Regions from separate parts of the Homo sapiens genome. Here region 2 is linked to region 1. Evidence: chromatin loops called from intact Hi-C (ENCODE). Cell type or tissue: PC-3. All regions are shown on one strand. Each heading gives the region's core, and the rest is flanking DNA. Links, peaks and the distances in the headings are about the cores only.

The links. Peaks named below come from ENCODE experiments on the same cell type or tissue, not always from the same donor. Only the 100,000 strongest peaks of a DNase experiment are listed, where the experiment ranks them.
Region 2: a loop joins it to region 1, with 8 times the contacts of the local background. A loop is called at or near these places in 11 of 110 quality-filtered maps.

What each region holds. Positions count from the first base shown.
Region 1 is chrX:108,197,486-108,201,888 of GRCh38, reverse strand. All of the region lies in intron 13 of COL4A6 (collagen type IV alpha 6 chain), which reads left to right. Among named protein-coding and RNA genes, the nearest start is that of ATG4A, 110 kb to the right of the region's middle. In PC-3, for the core only: a CTCF peak has its summit at 2,034 (motif pointing left); a DNase peak (open chromatin) is centred at 2,038.
Region 2 is chrX:108,535,222-108,539,624 of GRCh38, reverse strand. The region is part of intron 1 of COL4A5 (collagen type IV alpha 5 chain); the gene reads right to left. Among named protein-coding and RNA genes, the nearest start is that of COL4A5, 98 kb to the right of the region's middle. In PC-3, for the core only: a CTCF peak has its summit at 2,416 (motif pointing right); no DNase peak of the experiment used is centred there; H3K27ac peaks cover 1,115 bases.

The DNA of each region.
Region 1 (4,403 bases), core at 255-4,254:
TTCAAAGGCTCTGACTTGTATTGTTAAGATCACTCTGGCTGTGGGAGGAAGGGGAGAGGGAATGGGAAGGGTGGAAGAGCAAACACAGAGGGTATTGCAGTAGTCCAGGCAAGAGATGGTGGTGGTGACTTAGACTATAGTGACAGCAATGGAAATGGAAAGAAGTGGATAGATTCAAAATGTAAAAATGTTCAACCTTGTTATTAGGGAACATTTCAAACATTTACAAAAGCAGAGAGAATGTCATAATGATTCCTCGTGTACCCATCACACAGTTTTAATAATTAGCAATTTATGGCCAATCTGAAGCAAATCATATCATTTCATCACAAATACCTCTGAATATTTAAAAGGTAAGGGCTTTTTAAGACATAGTGACAATATCATCATCAGTAATTTGTGATCAGTAATTAATATCAGTTAACAAGGCAGAATTCAAATTTTTGATTGTCTTATAGGTATATATATATTTTTACAGTTGCCTTGTTTCAATGAGAGGCCAAACAAGACCAATACATTACATTTGTTTAATGTGTCTTTTAAATTACAAGATATGTTTTGAAACAGCTGACAAGATTTTCATGGATTGGGAATAGGGATCAGGTGGGAAATGGATGAATCAAAGATGACTAGGCCTGCCTGTGCTTGCTGGGCCAGTGGGGATAGATGACTCCATTCCTTCCCTACAGTACTTTGAGATAGTTTGGGTCTCTCTGGGTGGCCAGAAAGCAGAGCCAGTGGAGCCAGTGGCACAGGTTCCTTCTATGATGATTCTTATTACTCCATAGAAATAAAGGGGGCATGGAAAATCATCTGTTCAATGCACTTGATTTTAATCACCTCTGTATCTAATGAACCAGAAAGGAAGAGAACCCTAGTGTTGGAGACAGAACACCCAAACTTTAGACCCAGCCCCTGCTCTGGGACTTTGGCAAGTCACTGAACCTCTCTTTATATCTGTAATTTGACAATGGTCATATTTATACTTTTTATTAATAGAAAATATTTCTACATATTTATAGGGTACATGTGATATTTTGTTACATGCACAGACTGTGTAATGGTGAAGTTAGGGTATTTAGGATATCCATGACCACAAACATTTATCATTTCTATGTGTTGGGAACATTTCAAATCTCTCTTCTGGCTACTTTGAAATATACAGTACATTGTTGTTAACTGTAGTCACCCTACTCCACTATCGAATACTAGAACTTATTCATTCTGTCTAACTGTATGTTTGTACCCATTAACCAACCTCTCTCCATCTCTCCCCCCACCCCACACTCACACCATTTCCAGCCACTGGTATTATTCATTTTAATTTCTACCTCCATGAGATAAATTTTTTTAGTTTCTGCATATGAGTAAGAACATGCATATAGCTACTCTTTTAAGACCCAACTAATAATGTATGCGAAGTTTCTTTACAAAATATAAGGCTGTCCTGTTCAATAAGATAACAGCCAGCCATGTGTGGCTACTGAGCCCTTGAAATGTGGCTGATCTGAAATGAGATGTACTGTAAGTATAAAATACACACCAGATCTCAAAAACGTAGTATGAAAAGAAATCTAGAATATCTCAGTAACATTTTTTACTTGTGTTAAAATGACAATATTTATTATATATTTGGTTAAGTAAAATATATCATTTAAATTAATCTCTGTTTACTTTGCTTTTTTAATGTGGCTACTAGGAAAATGAAAATAACATAGTAGCTCACATTATATTTCTATTGGACAGTACAGATATAAAGTACTTTGCAAGTGAGTTTGGGAATAAGGTTTTCACCTTTCTTTGTAGAGCATTTCACATAGATTCTAGCCACCTGGCATTGTCCCTGTGAGGTAAGCAAGGTGAGCCAGGCTTATCTTCCTTGTACTGATGAGGAAACCACAGCCTCAACGGGTGAAGAGGTTTGTCCAGAATCACGCAGCTAATTATTAGCAGAGCTGAGATTGAAATTCAGCTTTCTTGAATTCTAGCCAATTTGGTGGCTTTTTCCCCATACCATACTGCCCCCTACAGTCCAGTTTGCTCTAATCCCTGCCGTGGTGGGGTTTTTATCTGTAAATCTCTGAAAAGGATTTTATGATCTCCTCTGGTGTTATTGGCTTCACTGGCTCACACTGCCTCCCTCCCCTTCCCTTCCACATCCGAACCCAGAGTATTTCCCCTGCTGCAATTTCAACCCATTCCCTTTTGTCCTGTAAAAGAAAGAGACTGACGACAATGCACGGTGATAAATTGCAGTACCATTTCAAACTCAGTATTTCCAGTGTTTCAGAGTGTGGGCTGAAAAATAGAAACCCCAGTTGATTGTAAAGACATCAAAGCTAGAAAATAACCCCTTTACATGGAACAGCATGTTTTCATACGGTGGGAATTAAGAAACCAGAGTTCTCAGCCCACTTTGGCACAGATTCAATGTGTGACCTTGGCCAAATCAGGTAACTCCTTCAGTCCTCATATCTCTATCTGTTTAATGGGAACATTCGTAGGTACTTTATATGAATGGCTTATGACAGAAAAGTTATGAGGAGAAAGGTGGTAATGTATTTGTGATACTCTGGGCTTTTCAGAGGAAATGTGCTTCTCAAATCCAAAGCCTTCACATCAGCTTTCAATTATCCACACTCACCGAGAAACAAGGCAGCACTGAAGACAGAAATCTCTAGGGAATCCAAAATGTTCCTTTTAACTATTTGTTTTCTTCCTATATGAGTCCAAATCTTTGTAAGAGACAAAGTGCCCAACCTGACAGATTTGCCCCTTACCTTCTTTCTCTTGGCCCCTCTGCAGTGACCAAACATCCCTGATTTTCTGGCTCAGTCCTCACCTCACACATTTTATCCCATTGTCTCCAGCAACACACTCACACTTGTAGGCCACAGGTCCTTCCATGGAGGTCATCAGAGAGAATTGTATATCCATGTGCCCTCTGTTCAAGGGACTAGCAAACACAGGGGAAGGCAAAAATGGAATAGATGAGGGGAGGGATAAGAGAAGAAACTGGCAAATCCTGAGGTAACTATTGAGTAGGTCAATAGTTACCCACACACCTACCCAGTAGGGGTAACTACTAGGTAGGTGGGGTTCTTCAGTTGAGCCTCCTGAGAACCAAAGAGCATCAGGAGTCCAGAGCCCAGGAGAGCAGGCCTGGAAACAGTTAACCTAGCCCCATTGAGGCTTTCCAGGCCATGGGTAAGTAGGAGTGTGGGAGCAGCATTTGCAAGATTACTCATGAGGAGGACTGACTGTCACGGGGCCAGTCCCAGGGCATCTTGCTAGAACAGCTTGTTCAGCAGGGTCCCTGTACAGTGCCTCCCTATTCTGGGAGACAAGTTGAACCTACAGCACAGCCAGTGTCTTGCCAAGCTATTTATCTTTTCTTGGCTCTAACCCCCACACAAATTTGTCTTTTTTTTTCCTTTTTACATTTTTTTTTACATATTTATTTTTGTTCACACTATAGCATAAGCTCTCAGGCCCTCTGAGAAAGCAAGACTCTTCTGCTTTCTGGAGAAGGAGTACAAGGCCCCCTTATATTTACAACTGAGGGCAAGATAGATGGGGGCACAAGATGGTTCCTGAACATCATTTCCTTCACCCTTTGCAACAGTTTTGTTCTCTTGGCCATTATTCCATTCAGTTCAACAAGTATTTACTGGACCACCTTGTATGTGTTCAGACTGTAGTAATGGGCCTTGGAGAAAGATAAAAGAGAGTGTAATATAGGTCTCATGCTTACAAAACTTTCATATGCAACCATTCTTTGCACTTTAAGAGTTTCGGGCAGCATGGGCTGCCACAGATTTCATGGACAGGTCAGAGAAGGCTTCCTGAAGCGTTTGACCTCAGAAGCCAATAGACATTCCACCAAGTCGCAGCATGCCTTGGTTTGATGCAGAAAAACTCATATTTTAAATAAGTTTGCATTCAGTTTAACCCACGAGCCTTTCACATTAGAAATTTAATGTAGCATGAAGGCTGAGCTATTTGATGCACAGTTATACTAAATGCAGAAAAGAGAACAGGTAAGTACGGGACCAAAGCCTGCTTTGAATTGGATCCTACACACACACACACACACACACACACACACACACACACTCCTCCCAATAAAAAGACAATGAAAACAACCCACATTAAAGAAACAAAAACATGACTAGCCAAAAGGAAACAGAAATGAAAAACCCTGGGCCCAGAAAGCCAAGGGGTCCTTAACCAGCTTTCAGTACTCATGGGAGTGCACTGAGTATGTATGTAAAAGGAAGAAAAAGGTACAAATGGGATTTGAGCAGGTGAGCCAGGTCACATTAAAGGGACAACAGATGTTCCACAACATTTAGTGCCTTTTCTTCATTGCCTCCTTTACTTTCATAATAAGCCAAGATGTT
Region 2 (4,403 bases), core at 201-4,200, 340 kb before region 1:
AAAAGATATACGAAATTGCAAATAACAGTTACCTCTCAGGAAGCTTGCACCTTTTATTATATACACTTCTGTCTTAACTTTTCAAAATGAGCAAACATAATTTTTATAATTTTAAAGTGAAAAATATCATTTTACAAGACATTAAAAATGAGATATCTCTCAATAAAGGCTAAAGATGGAAAGCTACACCATCTTCTACTTACAACAACAAAAACCCATGCACATATATTCACATATAAAGTACAGACATACATTTCAAAGTTAATTATTCTTACATTAACAGCCATTTGGGGTTATCACTACCCTTTACCTCTTCATTAATGCATGAGTGTTGACAGTATGCACAATCTAAAATATGTTAAAAATGGAAAAGAAATTCATACAACTTCCCTGTAATATGATTTGCCACATGTCCAAACTCTCAGGAACTCTCCTTTTTTTCTTCTAACATTGCTTGTAAAAAATTACCTCTCACTCTGTATTAGCAATGACCTTGGCAACTAGACAACAATGCCTACCACTTCAAGTCACTTGTTTCTCTCCATTCATGAGCAATCATGGAGCATAAAATATATAACACTATCTTTTACCACCTTTCTTTCTTTTCTTTGCTCCTACTCCTTCATCACTAATAATAGCTCAGTCTCTAACAGCTTTACCATAAATGCTGCTCCCACAGTCTAGATGTTCTAAACAGGCATTCAATCATATTAGGAATTGAGGTCCTCAAGCCAGAAAAATATCCTCCTCCAAAATAGAAAACCTATAGAGGAAAAGAATACAGTATGTGACTTCTGCCATTCAGTACTATCCTTTACTCTTAGAAAATGAACTGCTTAGAAAAACAAGTTAGTTTAATATACATGGATAGCTCAGTGTTTACTTACAAGGAGGTGGCATTCTTTTCATCAGATAGATACCAGACTGAGTTACTGAAACCTTCATGTGACATAAATACCAAATAATGCCCATCAATCTTGAGGGCCTTTGATATAAAATACCTTAGCCTGCTGCTCAACATTCCATGATTTCCTTTACTCTAGTCACTACCAAAGTACCCTCCTCAACCCTTTTGAAAGTACTGACCTTATCCTTCTGGTCAGAACTCCTAACTCACTCAGCTGCAACTAAAAGTCACCTTCATACTGAAACCTCTTTTCCTGATTATAAGAGCAAACTACAATGGCTTGATGTTGCAGTAATCTCTCACTCACACTACAAGAGGCTGCTCCAGTGAAAGCTGTGCTCCTGACACGTCAAACAGAAAGTCTGCTATGCCGCTATTATTTATTATTCATAGATGTTTGGGGGTTATATACTGATTTTAGTATTTTACGCTAACTACACTACAGATTAAATAGGCTTATTCAGACTTACTCATTCATCAAATATGAATTGAATATTACTAGAGGACAGAAAAATTGTTAGGCACTAGACTTCTAAGATGAGTAACACACAGCTCCCTCCAACATGTGTAACTAATTCAAGAAATACTTATTGATCACCTGTTATGTGACAGCCACTATGTTATGTTAGGTGCAAGTAGAAGTACAAAGTACATCATTGCTCTCTAATGGGAAGGATGAACCCATCTACAAAAAATTATATTACAATGTGCAGGAAACAGAGGTTAATTAAAAATATATAATATTTTTCTGCAAACATAAATTTTAAGTTCCAGACTATGGATTTTATAAAATTTAGAAGATACCGTTTCACAAGAAGATACTGATTCACAAGTTCACAAGACAGTAACTGTCAACAGTCGTAGTCCCTGAATTAAATTGTGCATATTGTCAACACTCATGCATTAATGGAGAGGTAAAGAGTAGTGATAACCCCAAATGGCTGTTAATGTAAGAATAATTAACATTTGACACTGAAATGCATGTCTGAACTTTATATGTGAATATATGTGCATGGGTTTTTGTTGTTGCGAGTAGAAGACAGTGTAGCTTTCCATCTTCAGCCTTTATTGAGAGATCTTCTTCTTTTAAATACAAATTAAGCTCCTAAAAATAATGCAAAGCAATAACCTGACAGGATTTCATTGATATGAACAAGTTTCTATGTGACCTTTCTTTATAATTGCATTTTGACTTCTCAGTATCCAACGATAGCCCCTAACTCCTAATATAATTTATAAACAAGCAAAACCTTAAATACTCTCGCATGTCATTTTACAAGTAATTTTGTATAATTTTTTGCAATTTTTTATTAACATGTAGCTTTACTTTAGAGAGAGCACAGATTAAAACAGTTGTGAATTATAGATAAATGTGTTTAAATTCAATTTAAAATTTTAATTTATAGTCTATTTATTCCACCTAGGTTATGAGAATGACTCTGGTACTCATAGGTTAAAACAAAACAGGCAATTGTAATACGCACACCAACCACTAGATGCCACTTTCTATACAGTTATAACAGTGGCGCCCACAAGGAGATAGCCCCAGTTTGACATCTGGTTAATGGAACAATTTGTTTTTTTACCAACATCTATTAATATTGATTAGGTGTCTAATAAACACAAGCACAATAATAGTTCTATGAGTTGTACAAAAGTACATGCAGGTGCTACCTTTAAGGAACTTCCAGTCTAGGTTTTTTGTTTTTTTAAGTAACTAGGTATTTTATTTTTTAAGTAACTGGGTATTTTCAGGACATATGAAAAGAATATCAAAATACAATGGAATAATGATACAGCGGTATATCATAATTTTACTTCAGAAGTTGAAACATTTGACCATGGACAAATCATTTCCATACTCTTTGGCTGTTTTCTCATTTGTAAAATGGCATACATAGACAATATGATCTCCTTAGGTAGCTTCCAGATTTCACTCTCTGTGATTCTGTAGGATTTGCCAGGTAAAAATGAGTGGTATAGTCAATAATTGCTATCAAAGTTAAGAAAAACAGTTCCCTTGAGCCTGAAAGTATTGACAAAGGCTCTGTGGAGAAAGTGAATACCTGGACTTCAACTTGGAAGGATAGACAGAAAGCTACCTAGAGGAAAAATTGCCATGCTAAGCATGATTAAAATACAAAATTGATTGGGGCAAAGAAGTAAAATGAACATTAAGTACCTCAGTCTAAAAGGCTAAGTTCATATGAAAAAAACTAATTTTTCGAAATCACTGAAGATGAAAGAAGCAAGAAAATGATGAAACTACAGTAATATTTTAAATTTTTATTGTGGGAGAAAGTAATAAATGAGTAAGGAAAGTTTTGTATTATCACACAGTAAAACACATCACAACACTACAATAATTAAAATAGTATGGTATTCAGTTAACAAAAATAGGAAGGCCAGAAACAGATTTACACATGCAAGCACGTGCACACACACACACACACACACAACTACTATATGATAAAAGTTGACGTCAAATAGATGTGAAAACAATGAATTTTTCAACATATGGTGCTAGAATAAATATAAAAAATAATAAATTTAGATCTCATGCTGCTACAATTAAAACAGCAGATATTAGACTTAAAAGTACAAATAAAAACAAATTCTGTATGAATTAGGGTCACCTAAAGAACCTCACAAAAATTTACATACCAGCAACCCATCGTAAAGATTCTTCCAGTAAGCTGAAGTTGAATAGCAGAATCTGAAATTTTAATAAACATCTCTAAGTAATTTTGATTCAGGTGTTCCAAGGAGACACATACTACAAAATAATGGCAGAGAGAAATAAGAAATATTCCAATAATGTGGCCAGTTAGGTATCCAGACTGAAATGCTTACTTAAAAAAAAAATGCTTGGAAAAAAGTAAAAACTTCTTCCTAAAAGCATCAAAGGGAAGCACAGTAGGATTTATCAAATCAAAATCTAGGGAAAACCAAAAAATGAACTGATCAATGAAACTACTTTTTCCCGGAGGACATATGCCAAACTTGGATAATTTTTGGGTTTTGTTTTATAATTTCTTTTACTATAAGGGTGTACCACGCATAAATGTACCTCACAATCCCACACCCAGGGAGGTGGAAGAAAAGATCTCTTGGTGCTTAGCAGAGAAGTACAGGAAAAAAAACCCTTAAAAAACTCACCACAAACTGGCCAGATTTGCAATCCAAATTAGCATTACCTGAGTGGACTCTGACTGCATTGACCTTCTAGAGGCTGGGCAAAAATACATACTGACTCTACGTAGAAAAAACATGCCTTCATAGTAAACTTCAAATAATTCTAATGTATCATTTTTTTAAAGGAAGATGAGATTTCCTAATTAAAAACCATTAAGCATACAAGAAAAAAAACCATAAGCAAAAGCCAAAAGAAACATATGACAACAGAAAGTACTCACTAAATATTTCACACATTGGAATTATCAGATAAAAAATATATAGTAACTATCTTTACAATTATAGAAGAATTTTTCTAACT